2 separate regions of the Mus musculus genome follow, and region 1 is linked to region 2. Evidence: chromatin loops called from intact Hi-C (ENCODE). Cell type or tissue: gastrocnemius. All regions are shown on one strand. Each heading gives the region's core, and the rest is flanking DNA. Links, peaks and the distances in the headings are about the cores only. Region 1 holds the start of Mir3061 (microRNA 3061). Region 2 overlaps Jade2 (jade family PHD finger 2).

Region 1 (15,480 bases), core at 3,539-11,538, 310 kb before region 2:
CAAGACCTTGACATCAGTGCTATACAGGAACAGGACTCAAAAAAAATGCTTCTAAATGTCCTCAGGGCATAGCTGGTGTGCAGCCGTAAGACCAGAAGGAGGCTTGAAAATCTGCCAGCTGCGTCCTGACGTCAGTTGGTTGGTACAGCATGCACTTGGATACTGAGGTACTTCTACATCCAGAGTCACGCACGCCCTTCAATGTCTACAGGTAGACATGCTATGTTGACCTCTCATGGACAGGAGCTCTGACCTGAGTCTTTCCCACCACAAGTCAAATTAGGACTAAGAAGCAAAATGTCTTTCAGACATCACAAGTTTTCTCAGGTCTCCAGTGAGTCTCATCGCCCTTCAAGCCCAATACATTAGCAGAAAGTAAAAGTGGGAGATTTCTGACCTTGAACTCCAGGTATGTGCTGAATGCTTGAGATGTTTACATTCATGGTAAAAGAAATGCGTTAAAAAATATTGTGGTGGACAATCAGCAATGGGTTCCATTGTGTTCTGTCTCCAGTTTCAGGGCAAGGAAATGTTAAACTCATGGAAAAACCATTTACTCCATTAGAGTCTTTCATTTTCTATTTTGTATACACCTTGTACCTACTCCATATGCAGCATGTAGAAAATAATTCAAAAAATTTACTTGCTTCTTTTTCTCTCCAATTACTAAAATAAGGGAAATCATTTTTAAATATACATGGTGAAGGTAGACTTAAAACTAAGGTTCTTATATACACACTAGATAGTTGCAAGTTGATAGGAAATGAGCAGTCAGGGCTGTTGTAATAAATTAAGAAGAATTTCTTGGAGGGATACACACACAGGAAACTCATCACAAATGGAGACTGTGTTCTGTATGCAGAGTCACAGTGAAAGCAAGACTTTTATGAACTCACGTTTTGAATGCCAGCTTACTCTGGCACATCCCAGTTTGGAGCACTTGTACTGAAATTTTGGGGTGTGCTCTTACTGAATTGCTTGATAGAAAAGACTTTCAGATTATCTTAAAAACTTAAAGACTAAAGTGCAATGTGGTGTGGCTTGCAGTGTGAAAGACACTGGAGCCAGATCAAAGTATGGATCTGTATAAGAGCAAATGGGCCAGAGCACTGATGGGAAGGTGCTTTGGTGCCTAGGTAGTTTCAATAGTATCCTTAGTGACACAGCCCTCCTAGAGGAGCCATGTGCAGCAGCATCCTGATCTGTAGCCTCCTCTCCCCATCCTGAAACCTGTTTGCTCAGGTTTCAGTATTAGAGAGCATCAGGGCAGAGCTTGGCGCCCCATCGTCCTGCCACTCCCACTTCCTGCCTCCTAGCTGTTCCTGAGCCATCACGCGTTCACCTGCAACCTTACTCCAAGATGATTTGGCCGGAATCGGGTCCCTTCCCCTGCTTCATAACTGAGTGACATAATAGTAAAATTTGAACCTTGATCAGAATGACTGCCTTGGTTACATCTTTCTCTCGCGCCACCTAGCCTCCCCTCCCCCTTCTCTTCCAGGTTTCCAAGATGCCTTTCCAGACTAGAACCCAGATATGTGAGCCGCTGGCCAGACACAACATCTGGCGCCCACGTGGGACTGAGAAACGGCAGAGGACATTTGGAAGAAACACTGCTGGTTTGGAGCTCCATAGAAGAAGAAAATAATTAAAGGAAATTCATACCGGAGAAGGTCGGTATGAGCTAAGTTGAAACAGCGTTTAACCTGAGTGCTAATTCACTTAGGTTCAGCAGTAAGGCACATCAGGAGCTAGGAACGCAACAGACGGTTAGCCGTAGCTCCCAGAAGCTACATTTTTAGACGTGAGAAAAGAAAGGGTTTATTAAAAGGAAATTAATAATCAGGCAGATGGCCGCAGTAAAAAAACTGCATCATGCGGAAGGAAAATGTCCCAAAAAGCAGAGAGAAATTTCAGGAGTGCCATGCTTTGTTCTCTCTGGGCTTTACAGCAGAAGTACTTTGCCCCTTTTGTGTCTTGTCTAATGTTTGGTGCACCAATCTGTTCTCGTGTTCAATTCATGTATGTTCGTGTCCAGTCTGTATGAATGAATGTTCTATGTTTTATGTTGGGTAATAAAGATGGCCAAAAACAAAACAAAACAAAACAAAAAAACAAAAAAACAACTTTATCTGCAAAGCCGAGAGCTGCCACGTGCTTCAACCAGGAAACAGACACATGGCAGGAGGGCCCCTGCTGGAAAAACTAGGACAGCCAGGGCTATACAGAGAAACCCTGTCTCAAAAAAACAAAAAAACAAAAAAACAAAAACAAAAAAAAAAACAAAAAAAAGAAAGAAAGAAAAACTGTTCGTTACAGGAAAAAAGGGAGAGTCTACAGCCTCTTAGTTTCAGGGTAAAAAAAGCTGATGAATGGTTTTTTTCCTGGAGGGTTCTCTACAATCATGATTAATATGTTTGGCAAATGATAAAGTGCTTTTTATTCCATGATTGTAGCTAGAAAAATTAATATTCTCTGATTGGTCTAAATGTAACTGCTTCATTTGGTTCTTTTTTTATTGGTAATGTGCTCTGCGTGGTTTCACTATCAGCTCATAAGTTATGGATTAAGATTAATAATTGTTACATTGCTACGGATGGTTAGTCTTAAAATTGATAACTCAAGTTTAATGTCTTTCCAACACGTGGCATAAGGCAGGCCAAGAGGCTGGGTCTCTAAAGATATTTCTAGTTAAGCCAGATTCAAGGGAATTTCACCTGGCCAAACAAAGATGATTAGGAAGGAGTCCATCAACCCTCCTCTGCTGTTCCTAGAGGAAGTTTGGCTGTGTGGCTTGAATGTGACTCTGTTTGACCTGCCGGCTCATCAGAATAAGGCTCTCAACTTATTTATGAAGATATTCATAGACATAGAGACCCACAGCCAGATGAATAGATGAGAGCTGATTTTTGTAATAAACAGAACCAAGTATGGAAATCTCAAAGTTCTGTGCACCAGGGAAGGTAGAAGGAGGGATTCATTTTTTAATAGATTAGCATTAGGAAAGTCAAGATCAGGACAGGATGAGATGTCATAAGCCAGCTAACACTGCCTTCATCTACTACAGATATCCTTCTACAGAGTCTGAAGTTCACCTCCGAATCCGAGTAAAGATCTGAGTGTCAAAAATATGGCTTTATTTAAAAAGAAGAATAAGAATAAGAAGAATATGGCTTTATTTTTATACAGTCTTGTTTTAGAACCCTTCCTTTCTTTTTCAGATTTTCTTCTGAGACAGTCCCAACCTCCCCTCTTCTAAGACCTCCATCCAGTCTGAGTGTTGGATTTAAGGGAGTAAAAAAAAAAGTCTTTAACCTTTAACCTAAGGCAGGACTTGGAACACAGATTCAAACCAGGGTTTCTTTGTGTAATCTCTTTTCCAATATAAAACCTCATTATGGTGTTTAAAGATGTCTGATCCACAATTCTACGGATCTCCGAATCTGTATATTTAGCCAGTGTTGGGAACTGCAACATATTCAGTATTCTGTGACCAGTGAGGACTATGGAGTCCTTTGCTGCTCTTAGCATTCTAAATTTGCCAACATCCAGTAATGCCTGAAAAGAAAATGTGGGCCTTTGGGAAGCAAGTGTATGACCCAAATGTAATCCCATGCCTTTGATTGCTTCGTCATGAAGAGAGCAAATGGGCCCTTCACACTCAGGAAATTCTCATGCTGGACTTATTTTCCTCAGTGTCCAGGGGACAGTCAGTTGGAAGGAAGTCTGTGCTCACCTGTGTGCTCCCTAACGGGGCCTCCGGGCCTCTTACCCAACCTGCACTCCCATAGAAAGGCTTGAGGCTAACCAAACCCTGAGCCAGTGTGACCATAGACAAAGCCACACTGGAACACGCTATGGGATTAGAAGTAATGTGTGCTGCACAAGTGTTTGTTTGGGAAATGAGCTTAATTGCTCTTCTAGAATGAAAATATTGGGGCTGAGGAGATGAGTCAGCAGGGAAAGTCCATGCTTTGATAGCATAAAGAACTGAGTGTGGATCCCACAACCCATGTAAAAGCTGGGTCAGGTAGAGCACCCATCTATAATCCCAGCACTGCTACAGTGAGATAGAAGTGGATTGAGAACCCTTGGAAGTTCACAGCCAGTGAGACTGACAGGTACAGGCATGAACAACATGAGACTCAGTCTCTCAATCAAGGTAGAAAGTGAAAACTGACACCCAGAGGCTGCCCTCTGACCTCCACAAGCCATCTCTCTCCATCTCTCTCTCACACACACACACACACACACACACACACACTCACACACACATACATACACACAGAGAGACACTCACACACACTCACACACACACATACTCACACACAGACACAGACACACACACACATACATACACACACACACATACATACACACATACACACACAGAGACACTCACACACACACATACATACACACACAGAGACACACACAGAGACACTCATACACACACACCACTTGAATATGTTTCTCAAGGGTATCTTCCTTCCATGATTACCAAATATGGGAATGAGTGTTGCCACAGGAAGAGTGGAGGAAAATATCAATGAGGGATGAGCAGGTATCACAGCTGAAGCACCTGACCTTGGAATGACAGACACAGGTGCAGTGCAGGAAGAGTGGGGAGAGCTATGCTAAACACAGGGAGTCCCTGGCCTCAACATTGGGTGAGCATTAATGCGTCCTTTCAGGTGTTTGTGGTTGTTGTGATTCTGTAGATGAGTCAATTGCAGTAGGGCACTGGGGCTTAGAAAGCAACACTCATCCACCAAACAAGGGACTCACAAGCAGGCACCCAGGGGTCAAAGGCCTGCTTAGGCAGAAGAGTCAGCCTATCACTATGATGGGACAGAGAAGTAAAACACCTTGGCCTTGAGGTTGTATAGTTTGGGAGTGTGCCTTTGTACACCGTATTCTTGGATTTAAGAGTGTCTTTATTAATTCATTCAGCAACCCTTGTTGAATATTTCTGGAATTTTCTGAAGCACCTTTGTGATTTTTATTCTTGTATTTTTGCTATTTTGTTGTATTTTTCATTTTGGGAAAGAAACACTATGTAGTTTAGGCTGACTTCAACGCCATTCATTGCCTCAGCCTTCAGATGGCTAGGATTATAGTGTGCTATGCACAGGAGTAGGTTGAGAGCTTTTAATGTCAATCAAATCCTGTCAATCAAATCCTGTCCAACTGTCTTTTGGGTTTTACGGCTAAGTAAACTAAAACCCACACAGGGGAACTTTCAAAATCTGTAATAAAATCCATGATTGAACTCGTCTGCATGGATCTATCCATGAACTGACTATAGAGATCACACAAATCAAAACAGCTTTGTTACACTAATTAAATGACATAGATAGACTTTGTGTTTATAATTCATACTTTATCAAGTTTTTCAAAGTGTCAAGATATTATTTTGAAATTATTAAATCTGCATTGACAGATTGTTCATTGATGATCATCTCTCTCAGTAAACTTGACAAGACAAGGCAGAAATCAGTCCAGCAAAAACTATTCGTAGTAAACACAACAAAAAGCTCTCTCAAGAAAAGGGTTATTTCTGTTATTTCACATACTTTCCTGTAATCTTAATCTTAATTGTAGATTAATATGATTGATATGATGAGCTGATATGACCTCATAAGCCCAGCACCTGGGAGGCTAAGGTAGGAAAGAGGACCTGGAGTTGTAGACTGGCCTGGTGTAGAGCAAAACCCTGTCTTAGGAAGAAAGGAAGGAAGGAAGGAAGGAAGGAAGGAAGGAAGGAAGGAAGGAAGAAGGTACTGGCTGTTATTCCAGAGGACCTGACACCTACTCACAATTATCTTCAACTCCAGTTCCAGGGAATCTGATGCCATCTTCTGGCCTCTATGGGCAATTTAAGTGTATGTGTACACACCCACACGTACAAATCTGTATCACAGATAAACACAAACATAGATTTAAAAATAAAAATAAATCAAAAAGAACAAACAGAAGACAAGGTGGTCTGAGATTTGTTTTCCACGGAACTGGGGATGAAACCAAGGCCTTGCACACAGTGGGCAGGCGCCCTGCCACCAAGCCCCAGCTCCAGCCCCCAAGATGCTCTTTCAAGTTTTGCTTATGGGAGCACAGGAAGGGGCAGGCGCTTAAGGCGTTTGTTTCCAGGAGCATAGAGAGCTGTGTTTGCATGCTGGTAGGATAGTCCAGTGCAGGCCAAGGTTAGAGGTGCCGCTGCTGCAGGCTGGTAGCTGTGAATGCAGGATACAGAGAGGCGTTGGTCTGGCTGTGCTTTGCAATATTAATCAATGACCAGCTCCAAAATTAAGAGTACACGCTGCTCTTGTAGAGGACCCAAGGTCAGTCCCCACCATTCATATGGGACTACTCACAATCAGTAGCTCTAGTTCCAGGGGATACGACACCCTCTTGTGGATTCCTCAGGCACCTGCACTCCCATGTGCACATATGTGCATGTACTGTGTGGGTGCATGTGTGCACAAACACACACAAAGTCAATTGAGATAGGGGCTGGAGAGATGGCTCAGTGATTAAGAGCATTTGCTGCCCTTGTAGGGGACCTGAAATCAGTTTCCAGCACTCATACTAGGTGCCTCTGGAAAAATCAATAATGTCTTCTGGCCATTCTGGGCACCACAAGCACATGGTGTAGAGACAAGCAGGAGAAACTCACAGCCTGATGACCACCTGAACTTCCCTCACACTCATATGGTAGAAGGAATTACTACAGGTTGTCTCTGACCTCCATGCATGTGCACCACAAGTAGTATAAATAAAACCTAGTTCAAATAGGTGCCATTGAGACAGGGAGTTCTGGGCACAAACTCTGGAGCACAGGATCTGTGACTTGTGCCAATAGTCACAAGAGCCAGCCCGCAAAGCTTCCTTCATGTCTCCCTAAGGTCCAGTCACAAAACACAGGTCACTTTCTCTAAACTTGAAAGCTATGTGCCTGCCCTTCAAAGCCCACTAAATAATTCCAGCAAAGGTAGGGGCGCTTGAAAGCCAAGGTCTCCCTGAGAATGCTCTTGTAGCAGGCCCTTCACTGCTCTGAATCAAGCTGATTCGCAACTAAAGTATGCCACACAAAGTGTCTGGCACAGTGAAAGCTCGGGGCTATGCAACTCCTCTCTCAGCAGCAGCTTCGGTATCACTGCTCTTGACTCCTCTGCATTCACTTACCGTCTTCAGGGATTCTTCCTTCTGCATGGAGTACTGATGTAAGCTAGTTCATTATGCCAGCTGTGCCCCGGGATCCCAGCACCAAACTGAGCAATTGGTGGAAACGGCAAATCACTTTATGCTGTGCTTCTGACGCAGGGCCATCTGCCACTCAGGCCGAAGACAGAAATGTTCTAGTGTTTCTAGGTAGCTTAAGCAAATAATCTCATTTCAAAAGCCTCACATACCCACAGTCCTATTTTTAAAGTGCTGGTTTCTGATTTCTAGTGTTCTGCATACCTCCTCCTACCCTGAGATAAACTTGGAAACTCAAGTCCTACAAAGACAATCCTTAAGATTCTGTTTTAAGGAAACCTCTGAGACAGGCTGGAAGGATGGTGGCTCAGCAGCTAAGAGTGCTGACTGCTCTTACAGGGTCCTTCCCCGGTTCATTTCTCAGAAGCTCAGAGCTTGGAGGCTCACAACTACCTGTAACCCTAGCTCCAAGAGGATCCAACGCCCTCTTCTGGCCTCTATCGATACTGGCTTTCAGGAATGCATTGTACCTTTCCCTCATGCAACCCTCCAACCCCCAAAAGCCTGGGTGTATGGTGGTGAATGCCTTAATTACAGCTATTTGAATCTCTGTGCATTCAAGGCCAGCCTGTACTACATAACAATTTCCAGGGCTACACAGTGAATCTCTGTTGGTATACCACACACACACACACACACACACACACACACACACACACACACACACCACAAACACCTATCTGTACATCAATGTATGTAAGAGAGGTCAGTTGTAGTGGTGTGCATCATAATGCCAGCTGGTTGGAGGTGGAGGCAGGAATGGGAATTCAAAGCTTACCTCTGCCACATAGTGAGTCTCAGCACAGCTGGTATGACCATCCAAAAAGAACAACAGATGGGGATTCAAAGCAACCTTCCAGCTTCCAGCAGCTCAGACTGGAGACTGAGAACTACTACTTAATGAGGTTGGGGATGGGGAAACACACATTCATGACTGTGCATGAGAAGAGACACCCAGAGACTGACTGTCTTATGAAGACGGGTGAGAAAAGTACATCAGCCATGGGCCTACAGAGCCCACAGAGTCAGCGAAAGAGACACTGGAGACGAAACAAGCAGAGGATGCAGCAGCCAGGAGCAGCAGCAGCCGTCCATCTGGCTACACTGGGAGCTGTAGACTGTTGTTTCTTGGTGTAAAAGCAGAGTGCAGCAATGAGGATCACAAGGTCAATTCACTCTTGCTGCACACTGAGACGACAGAGACCCTGAATTCCATGCACAATCACAGAATACAGTGGGAGGGGCTGCAGAGATGGCTGAGCAGTTAAGAGTAACTGCTGCTCTTGTAGAGGAGCTGAATTTGGCTCATCACCCACATAGCAGCTCAACCCACTTAAAAAAAATTATCTCATGTATGACTACAATGTAGCTGTCTTCAGACATACAGAAGAGGATATCAGGTCCCATTATAGATGGTTGTGAGCCACCATGTGGCTGTGATTCCTGGGAACTGAACTCAGGACCTCTGGAAGAGGAAACAGTCCTCTTAACCAGAGCCATCTCTCCAGCCTGACTCTAGGAGATAAAACACCTATTTCTGAGCCAGGCAGTGGTGGCGCGCACCTTTATTCCCAGCACTTGGGAGGCAGAGGCAGGGGGATTTCTGAGTTCAAGGACAGCCAGGAACTGAGAAACCCTGTCTTGAACCCCCTCTGCCCCCCCCCCATTTCTGACCTCTGTGGCCACTACACTCCTGTGCACAAACAAACCCACCGACACACTGATAATTTGAAAAACCACCTACAGATGTGGGTAATGGAAGCACAAGGCCCTACTATGATACCCTTGGTCCTTTATCTCCCTTCCCAACATGCACTTCTCTAAGGGCACCTGTCACAAGGAACTTCAGTACTCTGAGAACAGGGACAGCCCTGGTTACACCACTTGTACTGATCAAATAAATGGCTACAACAGCAGGGTGAACGTTACCTAGCTTTTACTCTTGCCAGCAGCCCAAAGGATAAGGAGGGATCGTTAAGACTGGCAAGAGTTAACTCACCCGTGTTAGACCACCACAGAAGGGACTGTGCGACACATCAGGAGGTGGTATATTTGTTTACAGTTTATTGAGTACAGTATAGGAATGTAGCACGCTGGTCAGTAACTGGAGTACTGCCTGCAGCACATTGTTCTAAGAATTTCATACCGGAGTACAACCCACTAGGATATGCCCCCCACCCCCTTTCCGACTGGCTGTCTTAAATTCATTTCTCTTTTCACTCTGAATATTCTATTTATTTTTGCTTTCCATCTCTCATCTTCACTTGTAGCTCTCTGGCCATCTTCCTTCTGCTCCCACCATTCCTGTTGTCTCTGGTGGTCTCATGGTGGATGCTTTTCACTTCCTCTGCTTGTTTTTGAGGTTATCTTGGTGGTTTCCATCTTCCTGTGACACCTTTTGGTATGCTAGGAGCAGCTCTGCCACTTAGCCATGTTCCCAGTCCTCGCCTTATGGTACTTACCACCACCCATATGGACGTTATCCCCACGTCCATGGCTCAATAGGTGGTCCTAACTGGTGTTTTGAGAGGCAGTGAGACATGGCAGCTGGCAGTTGAATCACAGGGTCAGGCCTTTGATGCTTATATCTTCTTTGCTTCCTATCTCTCTCTGCTCCTCCTTCCTCCCAAGCCATTACTTGGTAATTAACTCCTCCTGCTGCCAAAACAGCCCTCACCTCTGTTCCTTTCTCACTCTGGCAGACCATAACCCTGAAACTGGGCCAAAATGAACCTCTCCTCCCCTAAGATGCTCCTGTCAGGCATCTATTGACAGTTACATAAAACATATACACTACTACACCACAATGACAAGCATTTTTAAAGACTAAAAGACATAAACATCCCAACCCAATGACTGGGATCCAAGTGGGAATGGCTAGAAAGTAGAAAGGGGCATGGGGCTCAAGACCCACTGCTTGGCATCCATCCTATAGCCACAACAGAAACTCCAGGACAGGGAGACCTACCGAAAAACACCAATGCATGCACCGTGGGGCAGTGGACTATCAAAGGTAGCCTTAGCTCAAAGGGGACCACCAGGCTACCTTTCACGGCCCACTGCCCCACAGTACACAATATATCAAGGTACACTCATCATTGAAGCAGCAAAGAGGGATCTAGGTACAAGATCCCTCAACGTAACCCAACACTTCATGACAACTTCGAGGTACGTCCTAAAAAGGTTGCACCTTGAACAGTCTCCAACATGTGACTGACCTATATACCCCAAAGGCGTGTAAAGCTCAACCAGAAGACAGAAATAAGAAAGAAAGCAAAACGAACCCTTTAAAAGTTCTACTCTGTCAAGTAAGATTGCTGGACGGTGGTGGCCCACACCTTTAATCCCAGCACTTGGACAGAGGCAAGTTTTCTCTTTCTCAAGTTTTGTTTTCTCTCATTATGTAGCTTGGCTGATTTGAACAGAGATCAGCCAAGCTACAAAAGATGATCCTGTCTCAAAACAAAAGCAATCCATACAATCAAGGTACAGAATGGAAATGAGAAAAATGGTGATGCATCACAGTATACCACACACACGTATGAAAATGTCACAATGACACGGTATCTTTACAGTTCTACCATATAGAGACTGGCAAGGGGCATGGTCAAACACATTTACAACCTTGCAGAGGTTATTTTTAACATAGACACAATTGTGGAAAAATTAACCCAAAAGATTTAAGTCTATAAAATGTAAAAGCAGTCAAAGAATTATGAGATTATAGGGAAAAAAAAAAAGGTTTAGGTCAGGAGAATAAAATCCACTTCAAAATTAAGCCTATAAATTATTGGCTGTTACGCTGGGTGTGGTGGTGCACGCCTTCAATCCCAGCACTCGGGAGGCAGAGACAGGCGGATTTCTGAGTTTGAGGCCAGCCTGGTCTACAAAGTGAGCTCCAGGACAGCCAGGGCTATACAGAGAAACCCTGTCTCAAAAAACAAACAAACAAAAAATTGGCTGTTTCCAGGAACACAGTAAAAGCCAGTTACCCCAGAAGATACCACCAGTACCACAAAATCCAGCTGTAGTTACAATGGTTATTTACTTTTAAGACAGGATTATGCTGGGCACGGTAATATATACCTTTAATTCCAGCAACTGGGAGGCAGAAGGAAGTTCAAGGCCAGCCTGGTCTATATTGTTTCAGGACAGCCAGAGCTACATTGTGAGACTCCGTCTCAAAAAGATAAAAGACTGCTTCACCATGTATCCTGGATTGGCCTGGAACTCAGAGATCCATTTACCTGCCTCTGCCTCCCAAGTGCTGATATCATAGATGTGAGTCACCATGCCCCACCCAGCAGTGTTCTTAACCCTAGACATACTATGCTCCTAATAATTCAAAGTAAAATATGTGGGCATCAAGATTGAATACCACAGAATTAACTGCGGCTCTTCCAGAGGTTGGATTTGGTCTTTAAGCACTCACACCAGCAGCTCACAACTCTGAAGCTCCAGAGGACCTAGAGGCCTCTGTTAGCACCACACACATAAACAAAACAGTAAGTCAAGAAAGGGAGACACTGTGCATTTGTAATGAAGAAAGGCAAACCGTCTCCCAATGGTCACTGAACATTTCAAGAGGCTCAGATGTGCCATTACACAGGCAGGTGGCAACCACACCACCACACTTTTGTTTCATTTCAAATAGCTACAAGGACCATTATGATAAATGCTTGAGGCATACATAGCCCGACTTGACACAATGTACAAATCTCAAAACATCACCTGGAAACCTTAGATAGTACATTGTTTTTGTTTTACTAAAACCATTATACATATCTTCTTCAAGTACTCAAACCCAACAGTAAGCTTTATAAATTGTTTCAAAGCAACCTTTTAATAAAAAAATAATAATTTATGTGCACATGAATACTGATGTCCAAGGAGACCAGAGGTGGATGTGGGTCCTCTTGAAGAGCAGTGTGTGTTCTTAACTCTGGCTCCACTCGCCAGCCCCTAAATTATCTTTTTTGAAACATCTGTGTGTGTGCATACATCACCATTTGTGCATGGAGGCCAGAGGACAACTTGCAGGAGTTGGTTTTCTCCTTCCACCACGTAGATCCCATGGACTGAGCTTGAGTCTTCAGGGTGGCTGCTAAGTGACTATGCCTTTACCAGCTGAGTCACCTTACCATATCCAAAGTACACTTCCCTGTTGAATACTCACTCTTAGGCACCGAGATCCACTATCTGCCTCCACAATGCTGGGTGACACATGTGTCATTATATACAACTTTTAGAGATGGAACCCAGGGCACAGTACATGTGCTAGGCAAGTGCTCTACCAATGAACTACATTTGTAGCCATTAACACGTCTTTTAAAAAGACTGATCTTTATTTTTTGTTTGAGTGGTTTGCCTGCAGGCATGTACACCACATGTGTGTCTGATGCCGTGGAGACCAGAAGAGAGTATCAGGGCCTCTGGAGTCGAAGTTATAGGCAGCTGGGGGCTACAAGATTGACTGCTAAGCACCTGTCCAGACTTCTTGACAACACCCATTTTTGATAATTCTTTGCTCTTAATCAAAAGACTTAAAAAATTATGGCAATCTCATTATAGTGCCCATTAAAATTCTCTCATTTGAGTGATTCCCTTCCAACTATCATTTGATTTTTTTGAAGAAATTATTAAACTCACACATTTTCACTAATTTTACATCAGGTTAAAGTATTAACATTTTCAAATTTCAAGAGAAGCCTAGTAATTGCCTCTGAATGCTTTTAAGACCACTCACTCTTTGACACAAGCCCCATTCTGAGAATCTGTATGTACATGACATGTGTCAACTATAGGAAAGACTCCATTAGAGCCCTCTTTATCGTCAGGATCCCCAGTGCAGCTGCTTGGTGTCTACCTCCCTCAAGTGTTGGATCAGAAGTGCTGTACATTAAGTCAGGCATGGTGGCATATATAGGCAGTATCATCCATGAGTTCTAGGACAGCTTGGCCTATATAGCAAGATCCCAGCCACTCAGGGCAACAGAAAGACTCTGTTGCCCTGCCCTTACCACAACCCACCCTAACAAAACAAAACAGTGCTGTATATAGATGTTACTTGTTTGGCCAGGAAGAAAAGACGAAGTAGCACAAATAACAGGCTGGAGAATGTGTTTCTTCGAACTCAGAATAAAAAGAAGACACCTAGAAAAACTAAGGTTTTTTGAGACAGGGTTTCTCTGTGTAGCCCTGGCTGTCCTGGAACTCACTCTGTAGACCAGGCTGGCCTCAAACTCAGAAATGCGCCTGCCTCTGCCTCCCAAGTGCTGGGATTAAAGGTGTGCGCCACCAGTACCTGGCCTAGGGTTTTTTTTGATTTAGAAAATTAACTCACAAACTGGCTTGTTTTTTTTTTTTTTTTTTTTTTTTTTATACAGGGCAATACTGTAACTTCACTGTTGGTTCCAAATTCAACACAGTACAAAGCAAGGAAACATTTATTTACTACACTCACACAGTAATGATCAAGCATCCTCATGTTTGCCCAGATAGCTTAAAATAGCAAATATTCAGTCCCCACAAGAAGAACTGTCTTCGGTTTTAAGCCAAGTCAAAGAATAGAAGGGAAACCCATTACTCGCTGAGCTTGGCACTCAGGCACCATTCTCGGACCTGGCGCAAACATCAGCCCACATCAGCATTGCTTCTACTCGGCTTCACTGCTTTACCAGGTAAGGAACACAAGCTAAGGTTCTAACACCTTATCCAGACAAGTTTAACTAACTCTAAGATCACATGACTTGACAAGAAATATACAAATGTTGGTTAAGAACTTACCGTTCTGTCAATCATTTTAAAGAGTCCATGAAATATACATAGCAATATATTTGTAACCAGAAACTACACTAATTAGACACATCATTTAGTTTGTTAAGTTCTACCTGAAAACATGCCATTTTAAGTAAAATCCTAAAAACATAACTCTCAAGTTCTATGGTTTAACAACCAAGTCCCACTAAAACAGCACAGATTTCCTTTCACAAGCGCAGGCCAGCAACAAGACAAACTGCGGTATGTCAGACAAACAGGTCCCCAAGTTCTTCTGAAGAACACCAAGGAGTTGCCAGAGAGGTTACACAGTGGCCTTGATCTTTATTTTTCTTTACCTGGGATTCTACAAATTCTGAAATTGATCAATAGATTTATCTTGTTAATAAACAGCACCAGTCGTGCCCACTGATACAATTCAAACCTGACTTTCTCAGTTCTCAAGTTTATTATGAAAACACTGCGGTGACTTGTGCAGTAACATCATCTTACAGGAGGGAAACAGTTCTGTTCAAAACAACTCACCAGGTTTTCTGACAGTAACAAAGAACAACGCGGGGCTGAGATTTGAGAAGGGGAGAAACTGAGTGCAGACAAATCATACAATTAAATTAATGGTATCCCTGAAAGAAACACAACAAGAGGGGAGGCCTTGGTACTTATTTAAAAATGTTCATTAAGCTCCAATGATTGTTTGCTATCCTCATCTACAGTCATGCTGAGTAAGCTACAGCTAAGTGAAGTCAACTGGACTCACGGGTGTTAATGTTTAATCCTATATCTGCAGTCTCTCAAGAAAGCAAAAGTAACTACAAATAGCGCTATGCCAGAAACTGGATTCTTGACCAACAATGTCGCGTCAGCATGCAATGAACTGGTTCATTCTAAAGTGGTCACGGCTGTTGATGACAAGAGGCTTTGTATTTTATATGGCACATCTTTTGGTCCGTGTGAAAACAAGTTTTTGAATGTTAACTATTTTCTGACACTTTGGAGTTACTGTTGCTCTTCCCATTTCCATTAGGTCAATATACGGTTCATGGCAATACTGTACAAGTTTACATTTTCATTACAGGAAGTAGTCTGGGGTACGACGAGTGACATGTGGCTCGCCTCTACGAGGTGCTGGGTCAAACTGCAAGCTGAAAAACAAGGAAGACTCAGTGTTACTACTCCAGAAGATACCATGTAGTTAACAAAACTAACATCTTCCAAATTTTCAAATTTTCTTCCCCATCCAACTTCAGTACATTTTAAAAGAATAGAACCCAACTTTAATAGACCTAGGTATATTGGGGCACAGCTCTAACATTACCACTTGGGAAACTGAGGCAAGAAAATCACAGTTCTAGACCAGCTTGGGCTACAAACACATGGTTAGTTTTAGCTGTTAACCAGACACAAGAGAACCATTACCTGGGAACAGTTCTAACTGAGGACTAG
Region 2 (15,480 bases), core at 2,793-10,792:
GGCTGCAGCAGCTGGAAGAAAACTTCTATGAGCTAGTGGAGCCAGCTGAGGTGGCTGAACGGCTAGACCTGGCTGAGGCACTGGTGGACTTCATCTACCAGTACTGGAAGTTGAAGCGGAGAGCTAATGCCAACCAGCCGCTGTTGACGCCCAAGACTGACGAGGTGGACAACCTGGCCCAACAGGAACAGGATGTCCTCTATCGACGCCTGAAGCTTTTCACCCACCTGCGGCAGGACCTGGAGAGGGTAAGTAGCCCTGGTGGGTCAGGGGCCTTACCTCTTACTCCATGTGCCCTGCCCAGTTTGAGCCTTTGGTAGGCTCCAAAGACTCAGGGGGCTACCACAGACCCCTCCAAGGACAGGTGCCACCCATCTGAACATCTAGAAAGAGGTGGGAGAGCCTACCTGGAACTCTGTGAAGTCTCTTGGGAGCTTTAGACAGAGGAAATCCTGGTGGCCGGGGGTGGGGGGGGGGAGGGTTGTTCTGGCCAGGCATGTTTGTGCTGGCCAGAACTGGGAGGGCAGGGGTGGGTGGTGAGTGAGACTCCCATGGCCTGCCAGGCAGAGAACAGGGATTGGGAGAGACTCCCATGGCCTGCCAGGCAGAGAACAGGGATTGGGACAGATGTCACACACTTGGCATTGCCCCACAGAGGCATTCCAGGCCTGGCCTGGGTGACTGAGCCACACACACTTCCGTCTTTACTCTAGGAGGCAGGACAGAATTGTGGCTTGTGGTATATTTGGGGCTGAGGGAGATGGACATGTGTGTGTTGGGGGAAGGAGGAGGTTTCTAGAAGACTGAAGAAGAAAGCTATCAAAGATAGCAATAAGACCCAGCTCCAGGGGTCCAGCCTCAGTCCCTCTGGGGGCTACATGTTGGTAACTTTGACTAACAATGCAAAGGACCAAGTGCTCTTATGGGGGTGGGGCAGGGGTTCTCTGCAAGGCCCCATAGTGGCAGTGGCCTGGCCAGCAGGCCCAGTCTCTAACCATGGCCCAGGGCCAATAGCTGAGAGTAGTCCACCTTTGCCTGGGCACCAGGCCAGCTTGGTCCTGCTCCTGCATTGAAGGGACAGGGCAGGGCTGGAGTTAGAGGCCTTGGGTGGTCTGGCCCTGTACTGATTCTGGGCCCTTTCCCCTAATGGGTGACTTTCTGTTTCCTTTTCCTTGAACTGGAAGTAAGGATCCAACTGACCTTGGGGTCAGCGTTAGGGGGTCATACAAGGACAGTGGCCTCCATCTCTTGGAGTCACACAAGGATAGTGGCTTCCACTGTTAGTTGTGTTGTTTGAAGCTACCTTCTCACCTGGTAGCCCAGGCTGGCCTCACCCATTCCTCCCAAGTACTAGGATGATAAGGATCTGAGCCCGCCCCGCCCCTTCCTTACTTCAGATTGGTATTTTTATTACTATTGGCCCCATAAGCAGTTCAGCTCATAGAAGAGAGGTGAAGCCTTATATTCTGAGAGTGGGCTCCACAGAGCTGCAAGGCCTGGTGCTCCAGCACGGGCATCTTCTCTGATGGGTCAGGAGCAGAATTGCCACCAGCAGAAAATCAATTTTACGGCCAACCCAAAAGATACACTCTCCTACAAATTTCAGCCGCAGGCCTGGACCTTGGCAGGCAGCGTGGATGGGCACGGCCACCACAGCGTCCAGAGTTATTCACGGCTGACAGAAAGATTGCAGTAGTGGACATCAGCCTGCAGATGCCAGCTCATGTCCCCTAGCAACCGCTGACTATTAGGCCCTGCAGGACATGATTGTGGTTCTTGCTGGAAGAGTTTATTTCAGTGACTGAATGGACCTTGTGTGAGACCCAAGAGGGTGGCCGGAGCTCTCGGTCATCGGAGATGAGTATGTGGTAGCCTCACCCCTGCGTCCCTCCAAGGATGGAGAGGAACCATGGGAAACAGACCCTTTCCTTTTCTGATCTCGCTGTTTGCCTTGGGGTCCCTGGCCAAAATCCTTAACAGCACTTGGCTGGTGACACAGTCACTCTGTCCACCCAGTCAGTCAGCACTCCATTCTCCAGGTCTTTGTCTTCATTCAGTCATAATCAAGCATGGGCCCACCCCAACCCGAGATGACTTCATCTTAGCTACTTTTATCTTCTGAGACCTTATGTCCCATTCTGAGGTTCCCAGCAGGAAATCTTGCGGATTTCCACCCATGTAGAGGCCATCGAGGCCCTGGAAGGTGTAAGTTTGCCAGGAAGTGGTCTGATTTGCATTTCAAGAGCATTGCTGAGGGATTGTTTTACTGTCCCTGTGAAAGGATGGGGGATGGGGAAGGGTGGAACCAGGCTGTGAAGAGAGCTGGTATCTGCCACAAGGAGAGACTGGTGCAAATGTACTGATAGGTCAGTTGTGGGTGTGGACCAAGAGAACAGGTAGTGGGGATGAGTCCAGTTTTCAGCCATAAGTCTTCTACAACTCCCCTTTGCCCGGAGGGTGCACCCCCAGGGCCTGCTTACACCCCCCCCCACCCCTGCTGGTTTTGCCTCTCCTTTCTTTTTCCAGTACACTGTCACCACCTCCTGCTGGGCTAGGGTGTCCCGGTTTAGGCCATCTGCTCCAGGGAGTTCTTCCTGCCTTGCTGGGTGGCAGGCAATAGGAAGAAAGAGATGCTGGCCCCTATACAAATTTATTCCAGAATGGAGGAAGGCACAGAGCCAGGCTAAAGTGCAGGAGGAGAGGGGTGTGAAGAAGAGGTTGATTGGAAAGTGGGTCATGGTAAGAGGTGCACAGGCTGCTACCAGTGGTTCAAACCCAGGGCTGTCCCTGGAGGAAGAGGCTGGACATGGGAATTGATAAAGCTGGAGTCAGCAATGAGTGAACCCTGACGGCCTGGTGTTGCCAGTGCAGGTGAGGAGTACACACACACACACACACGCATGGAATGTCACAGCAGAGTACATGTCACACGGGATGTCATGGCAGAGTCCATATTGAATCCCTCCTGTGATGCTGTCCGCCGCACTGGACCTCCTAGGATCTCCTTCTCAAGTAGTCTCAGAAGGGAAAGGAAGGTCACACCTGATAAAGATCTGCTCATACTACCTCGAGCTAGGAAGGCCGGAGTCATAGGAAGGAGAGGCAGAGGTTCAACTCAGAAATCTGCCTGCCTCTGCCTGCCAAGTGCTGGGATTAAAGGCGTGCGCCACCACACCTGGCTGGAAGGAGAAGCTCTTAATTAAAGGTAACTCAGGCAGCTAAGTAAGACCTGAAGACCACCTGGCAACTGTGTAAAGGGAGGCCTGAGTGGGAATAGGATCCAGGCTGAGCAGCTATGGTCAGTAACTGTCCCTGTTTCTGGAAAACTCCACATGAGCCCAAAGGTGATACCAGATGGAGGGAGCGTCTCCAGGGCTGAAGCCTGGAAGTATGTGAGAGAGCAGTCCTTAGGGGATAGAGGAACCCTGAACAGGCAGTGACAGGTCCACTTCATATCCTGCCAGCCAACCTGAAGAATGTGTGCCCGTCCTCTGGGCTAAGCCAGATGACTTCAAAGCCTACTGTAGGGACTCTAACCAGCTGGCCCAAGGGAGTCAGGGGCTGCTGTCCTTTATAAAGTCAGGCATCATGTTGCTGTGGATATGGGAGCATTGGCCCAGGGGGCAAGGCCCTGGCTCAGGTCCCGGGATAGCAGGTAGACTTGGAAAAGCTATTTTGCCAGATTGTGTTCATTTGAAAGTACAGTGATACCTGTGCCTTGGGACATGCCTGCGTTTTGCCATGATGGTTGTATCTGCTGCAGAGTTGCTTTGCTGGGAAAGGCGGGTGTTAGGCAGGAAGAGAGGGTTGCCAGCTCGAGACCAGATACTCCCTGCATGCTCAGGGTTTCGGGGTGAATTCTCAATTGTCTTAAGGCAGAGGGGAGGCAGCAGCAGTGGCTGGTGTTCAAAACACTGCTTTTTTTCCCAGCGGCGAGGCCCCTTGAGATGGCCAGCAGTAGGTGAGGTGAGAAATCTCTCCTGTGTCCCTTCAGGTAAGGAACCTGTGCTACATGGTGACAAGACGGGAGAGAACGAAACACACCATCTGTAAACTTCAGGAGCAGATATTCCATCTACAGATGAAACTTATTGAGCAAGACCTTTGCAGAGGTAGGCACGGCGCCCCCTGCTGGGAAGATGTGTCTATGCGGCCTGGAAGGGCCTGGGACCAGAACCCTTCAGTCAGGTTCCTTCTCACGGACATAACAGATCCACGTGGGAACCAGTGAAGGCCGTGGTTGTGCTGATAGGCGAGAAAACAGAGTTTGGACTGTGGCTTTCAAGCCTCTACCCTCAGGGGCATCACTGGGATAGCCCAGTTCCATCCACAGTGGCTTAGCTTGCACAAGGACAGGTGCAGACCACAGTCTTCCTGACTCTGCTGGGCTCAAGACAGGTCAGAGCTGGCCAGCTCCCCTGAACCCTGGTAAGCGTAGGGTTCAGTCTTCAGGAAGGCAGCTGTGTGGAGATGTGGCTGTGTCGCCCTCTCTGTGGTGTCATGTGATGAAACTCAGGCTCTGATCAGATGTGTCTTCTATCCTTTAGGTATAACATGCATTTAGCAGATCGAGAAACCAGGAGCAAAGGTGTTGACATTGGCTTAATTGGATAGTTATGGAGTCTGGACATGTGAAGGGAAGATAAGCTTAACACGCACCCCCCCACACAGGAACATTATTTACACTCAGACGTTGAACATACACAGCAGAAGGCAGCTAGGTAGAGAGAGCTTTGGAGATATGCCTGCCGCTACCGACTCAGCTTGTGGGTCATTCTGGGACGTGAGAAGAGGAGGGAGTGCTGCTGCGAGTCTTCAGAGGGAATGGTTGCCCCTTTTCTGCCCGTAGCTGAGTTGCTCCATTTACCCTTTGGGATCGCCAGCATTCATCAAAGCCAAGTGTGGCAGTACATACCTGTAGAGGAGGGGGTCTGGAGGTTCAGGGATTTAGTACTGGCTGCTCCTCCAGTGGCTATGGCTTCAATTGCTGGCACCCATGTGGTAGCTCACAACTGTCTATACCTCCAGTTCCAGGGCATCCAGCGCCCTCTTGTGGCCTCTGAGGAACTGGGAATGTAGCTTACTTTATAGGGCATGAAGCCTCCCTGGGTTTGATCCCCAGCACTGGCTAAAACCAGATGGTGCAAACACACATCTAATTCTAACCCTTGGGAGGTAGAGGCAGGAAGATCAAGAATTCCAGGTTATGCACTGCTACTTAGAGAGTTCGAGACCATCCTGGACTATGTAAGAACCACTTTCTTACACATAGTTAGTTTACATAGGTGTTGTCTGCATATTTGTACATGTGATACATGTGTCCCTGGTGTCTGCCTATGAAGGTCAGATCCCCTGGGACTGGAGTTACAGATGGTCACGTGCCACCGTGCAGGTGCTGGGAGTCAAACCCAGCGTAATCAAAGGGGACAAAAAGAGAGAAGAAAATGACTGTTGCTAATGACAGAGGTCAGCGTAGGTCACGGCCCCATGGAACTGACAGTCATGAAGCCTACCCAAGTCCAGAAGAGAGGAAAGTGGGGTCCCAGGCTGTGCAGTCAATCATGGCACACGGGGTGGAAGCGATGAGGGGAACTCTACTGTACTTAGAGACCACACACAAGTGTCAGTGTTCAAGGAGGCTGAGGGCAGCACGGTAGGAATAGCACCTTCTGTCATGGTCTCCTATACACCAGAGGGTCTGCACCCTAACCTAGAGTCTGAGGACCCTTCAAGCTCCTTGTGAGTAGGAACCATTGTTAAGAGCATTGCATTGCCAATGCCTAAAGTTGATGCACATGGAGGAGAGAGGGGCTTAAGGAGGCTGTAGGGTAACCAGGGTGAGACATGGAGGGCTGTAACCAAGGTGAGACAGACATGTAAGGCTGTAACCAGGGTGAGACAAACATGTAAGGCTGTAACCAGGGTGACACATGGACGGTCTAGGGGCCTTGTAATACTAGGTGTGGGGTCTGAGTTACAGGCCGGGAGACTGAGGTCTAATTAGAGGCTCTGGGGACTGAGAAGAGCTCAGAACACAGAGCTCTGCCTTCTTTTGACATTATTCCCAGAAGCCTTCCTGCCTCCCTGCCCCTGCTGAGCAGCCGGGGACTCATCTTTTGCAGACCAAAGGGCAAAGGACCACATACAGAACCCGCACCTCCTGTCTTGTGCTTGGCTGCACAAACAGGACTGGAGGCTGAGGCAAGGAGCTTGGCTGTGGTGTCAGGCCCAGAGTCTAAGCCTCTTATGTCCACATCACGATTCTCTGCCCTATGTCCAGCTCCTTACCCTAGCATTTGGTCCATATAGCATCCAGTCACCTTTTCCACTCAGTAGAACTCTCCAGGGTCTGTGGGGTTTGTAGTCCAGTTCGTAGTGCACTTTGAAGTCTAGGTCCCACAAGGACTTATTATGCCTTCCTCTATCCTTCATAGAGCTGTGGGCTGCCCCCGCTGCCCCGGTTTCTGCCACACTGACTCTGACCTTGGTACCACTGTTGGTAGACCCAGTTGATAGACGACCCATAGGCAGCCACTCAGGTTTAACTCTTTCTCCAACACAGAGCCTTCTGGGAGGAGGTCAAAGGGCAAGAAGAATGATTCAAAAAGGAAAGGCCGAGAGGGTCCCAAGGGCAGCAGCCCTGAGAAGAAAGAGAAAGTGAAGGCTGGGCCCGAGTCTGTGCTGGGGCAGCTGGGTAAGTGAGGGGCCCTTGTGTCCTGGCAGACGCTGACTTTACCATTTTCAACTTCACCCAGAAGAGGGCCAAGCAGCGTGAAGCAGAGACGGACCGCTTAGGCCCTTCCTCTTCCAGGGCTCACAGTGGCTCCGTCTCACGCACAAGAGATCCCAAGACACTCTGGCTAGATAGAGCTCTGCCAGCTCTGGAGCTGCCCTTGCCAGGGTGCTGGATGCCCCCAGAGGTCCCTGGAAATCACCTCTATGCTGAGTGGGCAGGACTACACTGCTCGCGAGGTCTTTATCCCTGTTCCACCCTTCCTGAGTCTCCACCGCTCTTTGTGCCTTGCCCCCTCAACCCAGCCACACAAACCTGCTGACCTTTCTTGAGCCACCCAGAGACCAAGAAAAGTGACATCAGGTTCCCTAGTCACTGCCACAATTTATCTCAGTAAAACCGGGCCCAAAACTGAAGGTCCTGGCCACCCTGGGAGCTCGCTCTATCAGGTGTTTCCTGCAGGCTGTTGGAGGCACTGCCTGTAAAGATGCAGCGCCCCCTGCTGGCCGGTCTGCTCTTGCCACTGAAATGCTTACTGTTTGAACAAGGAACTAACTCACCACTTCCTCCTTTCCACTCCACAATTTAAAAAGCTGGTCCTGGGGTCAGCCAACCTGGTGAGCAGGGGCTGGCCTCTGCTACTTGGTGGCACTGGTGGGATGCGTGGACAGAACAGGATGGCTTGCCTGGGTGGGTCGGTTGTCTTGAGCTCACACACCTGTGGCATCTCACCTGCCTCCTGTCTCCCATTCATCAGGTCTATCCACCTCGTTCCCCATCGACGGCACTTTCTTCAACAGCTGGTTGGCACAGTCGGTTCAGATCACAGCAGAGGACATGGCCATGAGCGAGTGGTCTTTGAACAGTGGGCACCGGGAGGATCCTGCTCCAGGTCTGCTGTCAGAGGAATTGCTACAAGATGAGGAGACGCTGCTCAGCTTCATGAGGGACCCCTCGCTACGACCTGGTGACCCTGCCAGAAAGGCCCGAGGCCGCACTCGCCTGCCTGCCAAGAAGAAACCATCCCCGCTGCAGGATGGGCCCAGTGCACGGACCACTCCAGACAAGCAACCCAAGAAGGCCTGGGCCCAGGATGGCAAGGGGACGCAAGGACCACCCATGAGGAAGCCACCACGGAGGACGTCTTCTCATTTGCCGTCCAGCCCTGCAGCTGGGGACTGTCCAGTCCCAGCAACACTGGAAAGCCCTCCACCACTGGCCTCCGAGATACTAGACAAGACAGCCCCCATGGCTTCCGACTTAAATGTCCAAGTGCCTGGCCCTACAGTGAGCCCCAAACCCTTGGGCAGGCTCCGGCCACCCCGAGAGATGAAGGTCAGTCGGAAATCTCCGGGTGCTAGATCCGATGCTGGGACAGGACTACCGTCTGCTGTGGCCGAGAGGCCAAAGGTCAGCCTGCATTTTGACACCGAGGCTGACGGCTACTTCTCTGATGAGGAGATGAGCGATTCTGAGGTAGAGGCAGAGGACAGTGGGGTACAACGAGCTTCCAGGGAGGCAGGGGCAGAGGAGGTGGTTCGCATGGGGGTGCTGGCCTCCTAATTCACCCAGGCCCTGCCCTGGTCCCCCTACAAGGCCTCAGCCCAATCACAACTGCCATTTCCAACTGCTGAGTGTCTCAGACCCACCACTCTGTCGTGGTTTTATTTTTAATATAGAGAGAGTTCTGAATTCCACCCCGTTGTCTTTCCTCTGTGCTGGCCTAGGACATTAGGATTCCTCCCGTGGCCCCGGCCACGGGGGACTATACCAGGTTCTATGTGCCACCCCGGTCCCAGCCCATGCCACATCGCTGGGCTTCTGGCTTGATGTAGACAAGGTGAGGGAGAGAGCTCAGGGCTCCTGCCCACTGCCATTGGGTGACACAGACTGTCGTTTGGGCATTATTTCATGGCAGATGGGCCATCCCAGGGCCTGCCCCGCCTTGTCCCCCCAGGTTGCACTGGGGTCCATTTTGGGTGGGGAGGTGTCCTGCTGCACTCCGCTGATCCGTAAGGAAGTATATAACAAGTGATACCCAGCCAGTCTATTCACTGTCACAAGCACAACGAGTCTCTATGAGAAAGCACTGAGGGGGCGCAGGGGGCCCACTGGCTCCTGAGTAGCCCACACCATCTGAGGCCCGCCCTCCCGCCCGCCCGCAACCCCTCCTCCCTTGCTGCTCTGTCCCTGCCAGTGCCCAGCCCAAGCAGCTCTGAGAAAGGGTTCCCTGGATCCTTCCTGAGCTGTGTTCTTTACTCAGGGGACTCCCCAAACGGTCCTCCCCGTGTACAGGTGGAGGGCTCCAAGGGAGGGCCAGTGCCCAGCCCGGGACTTGGGGCTCAGATCAGCCCACTGCAGAGAATCACTCTGGGGCTCTAACTTCCTTCTTTCTTCCTTTGGGGCCAGTCTCGGCCACAGTCTTGCCGTCTCCATTATGGAGCTGGCCAGACCAGACCGTTTGCCTTTTGACGTTTCCTAGTCCTGCTAAGAGATGAGCTTCCTCTTCGGTTTCCTGGTGGAAACATCCTTCCAACAAGTGTAGTGGGATCCCGGGGCCCAGGGCAGGCCGAGGCTGGCCTGCTGTGGCTGGTTGAATGTTGCTGGATCTTCCTGGATTACTCTGTCCCTTAGCGCCTTAACCCCTTTCCTTCCCTACTGTACGCCCCCCCTTCCTACTCCTTCCCAAATCCTTCCTCCTCCAAGCCCCCAGGTAGTACTGAAGAGTTTTGATGGAGTGGCCCCAGGGTGATAGATAGCTCAGGGAACAAAGGAATTCCGTGAAAACATTTTTTTTTTTCTTTTATGAATTACTCTTGGGTCACTTCTGCCACTGGGAAAGCCAGAACTTCTCCAACCAGAACCTTGCAAAAGTCCAGTGAACCAGTCGAATCATTCTGAGAATGCCAAAGAATCTTTTGACCATAATACACAGCACAGCCCGGACCTGACAACTGTCGACTTGAACTTCCTCTTCAAAGGAATTGGTTAGCAACAAAGTTCAGAGACTCGGTTATTGCACACACCTACAGAGAAAGGGCCCAAGGCCTCAGAGGAGGCCGCCGCTGCTGCTGCTGCTGTTGGTTTACGGTCCCTGGGCTGAGCCGCTGTGAGTGTGGTCCTAAACTTTGAGGACTCCCTCCCCCTTTTGAGGGGGGGAGAACCCTGACTGTGAATCCAGCGTGGTTCCCCCATTGCCACCACTTAGATACACAAAGAGCAAAACACACGGGACCTTCACCCACCTCGACTCCAAAACTATCAAGGTACGACAGTGAGTTTGAGCAAAATCAGAAGCAAAGATTAATGACTTCAGTTTGGGGATTGGACACACGTGTCTTATCCAAATGGACTCCGAGGGCGTGGGGTGGGCTCCAAGGATCCTGGGCATCCGGATGGCATCGGCTACCACATAGACTTAGTCTGCCTGCCCGTCTCGGTAGTAGTGACAACTCAGTCGACGTCGGCATCCCCCGCCCCGTCTCTTGTTTACTGCCTCTGAACAGACCTTCCTCTCACCTGTGCTTTGAGTCACTTCGGGTCGCAATTTCATCTGCTGAACTGCCTGGTGGTCTGACCTGTGGGACACGAAGGGCATGGGGGCTTAAAGAACAATCAAACGCTGCAGGGGGAGGGAGGGAAGCCCAGTTGTTGTCTGTGACCCCTTCAGTAGACCGAGCCCACGGCAGTCTTCATCCAGCAGCTGTCTCCACTCCTAAGATGTCCATCAGGCTGCAGGGAGGATGCGGATGTCCCATAACCTCTCCCTAGTTCCTCCCAGGCCACACTGTCTCGGGTGTAGATGGTTTTGCCACACTATGACCAAGGCACCTTTTCCAGGCCTGAGGCAATGCCCACTCTTGCCCTCACCCACAACCCCTCTCTAGAGAGGGAGAAAGGACTCTGTGACTCGTTCTGGCTAACGTACCCCTTCCACCTCATTTCCTCATCACAGGATACAGGCTAATGTGCAAGGAAAGTATTTTTCTGTATCATAAGTGTATTTTGAAACAAGTAAAAGAAAGATAGAATGCTCGTTTACTTTATTAAATGGGCTCTGATTTTGTGAAAGGCGAGAGAGTGAGTTAAGGGCCTCAGGTTTGTTGGAGAAGCCAACCACCCAGGTTCCCGGGCATGGGTGTCGGACTGTGTGCGTGCGTGTAGCAGAGTGCTGTGCAGGTGTATGTGCAATGCATGGGTACCCTATGAAACTTGTTGGGGTTTCTAGAGATTCAACTGCCTGATTCTACAGGAATATGGCAGCAGGTTAGACTTTGGGTTTCCTCACCGTTGTCATGTAAGGTCACCCTTTGCCCATACCTGAAGCTCTGCATAACAATCCGTGATCTCTGTAGTAAGACCCTTGAGGCCACTCTCCCGTGCCCTTGGCCCAGCTGGCCACATTGGCCAAAGAGCCAGAAGTGTTGGAGTCGGGGACCTTTGGTTGTTCTTTAAGCCGCTTCCTGCTGCCTTCTCCCAAGGATGCACGCTTGTGCTCCATCCAAATCATTTGGGGATGGTGGTGGGGAAGGTGATATGAATGTCACAGGAGGAGACACCTTCTGTCTTTGTTTCAAAGAAAGTGATGTGCCATTTGTTAATATACAAGAGAAATATTGAAAAAATATATTGAAAAGAGCAATTTTAAATTATTTTTGGCTTATGTTGCAATATTTATTTTCTTGTATTAGAGAAGATTTCTTTGTAGAGAAAAATGTATTTTTCATTACCGCAAAGACCTATTTCTCCTTTTTGTACATTGTCCTTGTTCGCGACCCTTAACGAGCAATAGAATGTTCGGTCACCCCTGCGTGGCCAGTGCCCACTGTGCCCTGCATGATTGTGTTGCTGCTGCTGCTGCTGCATAGTTTCTGGCCCCGTCCCGTCCTGCTCACTCACTGGGGCATCCGGATTGCCGGCCCCCACCAGGGTCTGTGTCTAAGGAGCCCACAGCACTCCTCATGTGTTGGCAAACTCGGTTAATAAAGCAATGTTCTCTGTGCTGGCTGCCATGACGTTCTGTTGTGTTAGGTGGCTAAGAGACCTAGAAATCCCATCGCGTGCCTCCGACAGTATGCTCGGCAAGAGTCCCGAGTTCCAGTGGCGCTTGCAAACCTTCAGCGCACACCACTGGCTACACCTTAGAGGGAGGGAATGTCGTGATCTTCAGGGTTAGCCCCTGGCATTCAGGGTCAGCGAGGAGATGGTTACCTGAGATCAAGCCTCCAGTAAAGTACCATATCAAAGGTCGGGTGCAGAGAGAATGGCTCTGAGGGAGTGGCACCATTCCTTCCTGTAGTAGGTAGTACCTTGACCACATACTGCTAAGGTGCTCTACCCACCCAACCTCTCGGTGGAAACTCCAGGAACCGATGGAAATAAGTGTGACATAAGATCCCAGCACTTGGGAGGAGCAGAAGCCCAGTACATAGCAAGTTTGGGGGGTGTTGGAGAGGTCATCTGAGGTCAGTCCCCCTAAAACTTTAAGAAGCTGGACTCAGTGTGCCCCTAATCGTCAGTGCAGTTGTGTACTGACCTGCACATGAGCATACTTGGACACACACACACACACCTTGTGTAAATTAAAACCCCAAACTCACTATACACAGCCACCATGCTCCTTGGGATGACGAATACTATAGTGACAAAGTAAATCGAGTTGCTTATTTCTAGAATGTTCCCTTTAATATCTCTGGATTGTGGTGAACCCCAGGTAGCAAACAGATAGTGAAGCTGCACTGGGCTGGGTACCATAGCTCTGTGGGCAGAGTGCATGCACAAAGCCCTGGGTTCAGTTCCTAGCACTGTCTTAACTCGTGGGATAGAGGATATAGGTACATGACATCGTGTAAGTGGATTTCCTCTGAGGCTGGGTTTCATGAGTTGACGTGGAACTCTGTAGAGTTGAAGACGACTTTGAGCCCAATCTCCTCTTTCTCCTCCCTCAGTGCTGGGATGACGGTGACTACCACACCTAGTCCATGCAGGACTGACTCAGTACCATCACATGACCCTACGGGGGGGTGGTCGGCCAAGGGGTGAGAAAACTGGGGTCTCTGGGAACATGTCCTCAAAGGGAGTATTTAGACCTCAGCCCTTTCCATTTTTCTTGACTCTTCTAGTCATAGAAAGAGGCTTTTGCCATGCACTGCCCCCATGATGCCTTGCTCCACGGCCCGAGAGCAACAGAGCCATCTGACCTCAGACTGAAACCTACGAAATCATGAGTCAGATAAGCTTTCCATGTCGCTTGTGTCCTCACAGTGATGGAGATGAATAGCAGGATGTGTAATCATTTCTTCTTCTGAGACAAGGTTTAGTCAGCTACATAGTCTAGGTTGGCTTCAATCCCACAATCCTCCTTGTCTCAGCCTCCTAAGTATCTGGGAATACAGGCACAAGCCACTATATCTGCATCATATTAGAAATTTAGAATAATTAATTATAAGAGACTGATGTAGAAGGTTGGTTGCCAGGGATTGGAATAAGAAAGTGAGGGGTTGCCGGGCAGTGGTGGCCCACGCCTTTAATCCCAGCATTTGGGAGGCAGAGGCGGGCAGATTTCTGAGTTCGAGGCCAGCCTGGTCTACAGAGTGAGTTCCAGGACAGCCAGGACTACACAGAGAAACCCTGTCTCTGGAAAAAAAAGAAAGTAAGTAAGTAAGGGGTTGTTAAAGTGAGGGGTTGTTTGGTGGGCATAGTGAGATAGGAAATAGCTGGGGTTCGGGGAGCTGATGCGCACAGATGTGTATATGGTTAACATAACGTGCTGTACTTGGAAACCCCTTCATTTCTTTTTAGCATGATGTTAGCCCAAAGGCCAGGAAGCAAACATTTAATATTATTTGCTCAATTGTTCTCAATTATATAATTGTCGCAATTTGGTAAAAATGATAGAATGTAGGGGCTGGAGAGATGGCGCAGCGGCTAAGAACACTGACTGCTCTTCCAGAGGCCCCCTGGTTGATTACCAGCATCCACGTGGGTGCTCACAACCATCTGTAACTTCAGTCCCAGGGCAGCTGATGCCCTCTTCTGGCCTTGGTGAGCATTGCAAGCAAGTGGTGCACAATAAATGCAGATTAAAAAAAATCACCATACACATAAAATAAAAATGAAAAAAATAAAACAGGGTAGTGGTGGCACCTGGGAGGCAGAGGAAGGCAGATATCTCTGTGACTTCAAGGCCAGCCTGCTCTGCAGAGTGAGTTCCAGGACATTCAGGGCAACACAGAGAAATCCTGTCTCAAAACAAACAAACAAACAAACAAAAAAACAAAACAAAAAATCAAGCACTCTTCTACTTAAAAATGAGACACAACTGCTTTGTGGCAATGACAAATGCATGTTAGACACGGGAGTGCTCGCATTGGAGTCTCGGGAAGAGCTAAAGGGTGGAGGGCTCAGCTAGCATGAGGGAGGCTCAGGTTCTGCCCTCAGCATCGCAAAAGAAGGCGGGAGAGCAATGAGGTGAGTCGGTGAGCTAAGACACATGCTGTCAGGAAGAGAAGAACTAACTTCTACAAGTTGTCCTTTGACCTCCACACATGTGCCTTGATGTGTACATGGCATGCCGGTACCCACAAGAATGTTTAGGAAAAAAAAATTATTGGGCTGGAGAGATGGCTCCTGAGTTAAGAGTGATTGCTGAACTTCCAGAAGACCCAAGTTGAGTCCCCAACTCACAACTGTATCCAAGGATTCAACACCCTCTGGGCCTCCACAGGCTCTCTCTCTCTCTCTCTCTCTCTCTCTCTCTCTCTCTCTCTCTCTCTCTCCAGGATTTTCCTGTGTATCCCTGGCTCTACACTATAAATCAGGCTGGCCTAGAACTCACAGACATCTGCCTGCCTCTGCCTCTTGAGTGCTGGGATTAAAGGTCTGAGCTACCACGCCCAATTAAAAAGAAATCTTAAAAAAAAAAAATCCACTGGGCCTTCCCTGCATACTGGCAACACCCTTAGCGTCTCCCAACTTCGACTCAAGGCTCCTTTTTCATCATTAATCCCATATCCACCTACCTGGCTTTCTGCACAGTGGGTTAGGAAAATCCTCCTGACCCAGGAGGGAGAAACTCTTCAAATCCCAGCCCCTTGGACAGAGTTTATGCTCAGAGGGACCAGGTGTCTTGTTACTGTTCTATTGCTGGGAAGAGACACCATGACTAAAACTTATAAAGAAAGCATTTAATCTGTGGCTTGCTTGCAGTTTCAGAGGGATAGCCCATAATCATCATTGACTGGGGACCAAGCATTCAAATATATGAGCCTATGGAGGGCATTTCCATTCAAACCACCGTGACACCAGGCCACACCAGATGAGAGCTGCTGCTTTTTTTTCTTCTTCTTCTTTCAGATGTGTGTGTGTTGACTGCATATAAATATGTGCACCACATATCACACACATCCCTGGTGCCCACAGAGGCCAGAAGAGGGCGTCAGAACTCTTAGAACGGGGATTAAAGGAGATTGTGCTCTGAGAAAACAATGCTCTTCTAACCTCTGAGCCAATAATCCAGGTCCTTTAGAAGGCTTTTAATCTAGGGGCATCTAGACTCAGGCAGGGAAAAAAAAAAAAGATGGGTAAATTTTAATCCATGCAGCCTGGGTCTTTTGCCCAATCAGAGCATTCCATGGACCCCGACTCATCTGTTGCTAAGTGAGAAGTCCATTGAAAGCATAGGATTAATTGGGGAAGTGATCAGTCATGGAGCACTTGCCTAACATTCATAAGACTCTGGGTTCCAT

Evidence for each region. A loop is a pair of places that touch in the nucleus more often than their neighbours do. Peaks named below come from ENCODE experiments on the same cell type or tissue, not always from the same donor. Only the 100,000 strongest peaks of a DNase experiment are listed, where the experiment ranks them.
Region 1: it touches region 2 in a loop (3-fold over the local background); 3 of 42 quality-filtered maps call a loop at or near these places.

Annotation. Positions count from the first base shown.
Region 1 is chr11:52,121,601-52,137,080 of GRCm38, reverse strand. Mir3061 (microRNA 3061) reads right to left here and starts at 10,335; the gene lies at 10,245-10,335. Ppp2ca (protein phosphatase 2 (formerly 2A), catalytic subunit, alpha isoform) reads right to left here. Exons shown (of 7, transcript NM_019411.4): 7 at 14,332-15,179. The coding sequence ends at 15,107. In gastrocnemius, for the core only: CTCF peaks have their summits at 6,422 (motif pointing left) and 7,684 (motif pointing left); a DNase peak (open chromatin) is centred at 7,249; H3K4me3 peaks cover 1,516 bases; H3K27ac peaks cover 1,936 bases.
Region 2 is chr11:51,809,711-51,825,190 of GRCm38, reverse strand. It overlaps Jade2 (jade family PHD finger 2), which reads left to right. Exons shown (of 13, transcript NM_001357588.2): 10 at 1-248; 11 at 3,995-4,112; 12 at 6,563-6,694; 13 at 7,491-11,743. The coding sequence ends at 8,296. Among named protein-coding and RNA genes, the nearest start is that of Gm30110, 38 kb to the left of the region's middle. In gastrocnemius, for the core only: CTCF peaks have their summits at 4,142 (motif pointing left), 5,048 (motif pointing left) and 7,245 (motif pointing left); DNase peaks (open chromatin) are centred at 4,132, 5,035, 7,230 and 7,691; H3K27ac peaks cover 311 bases.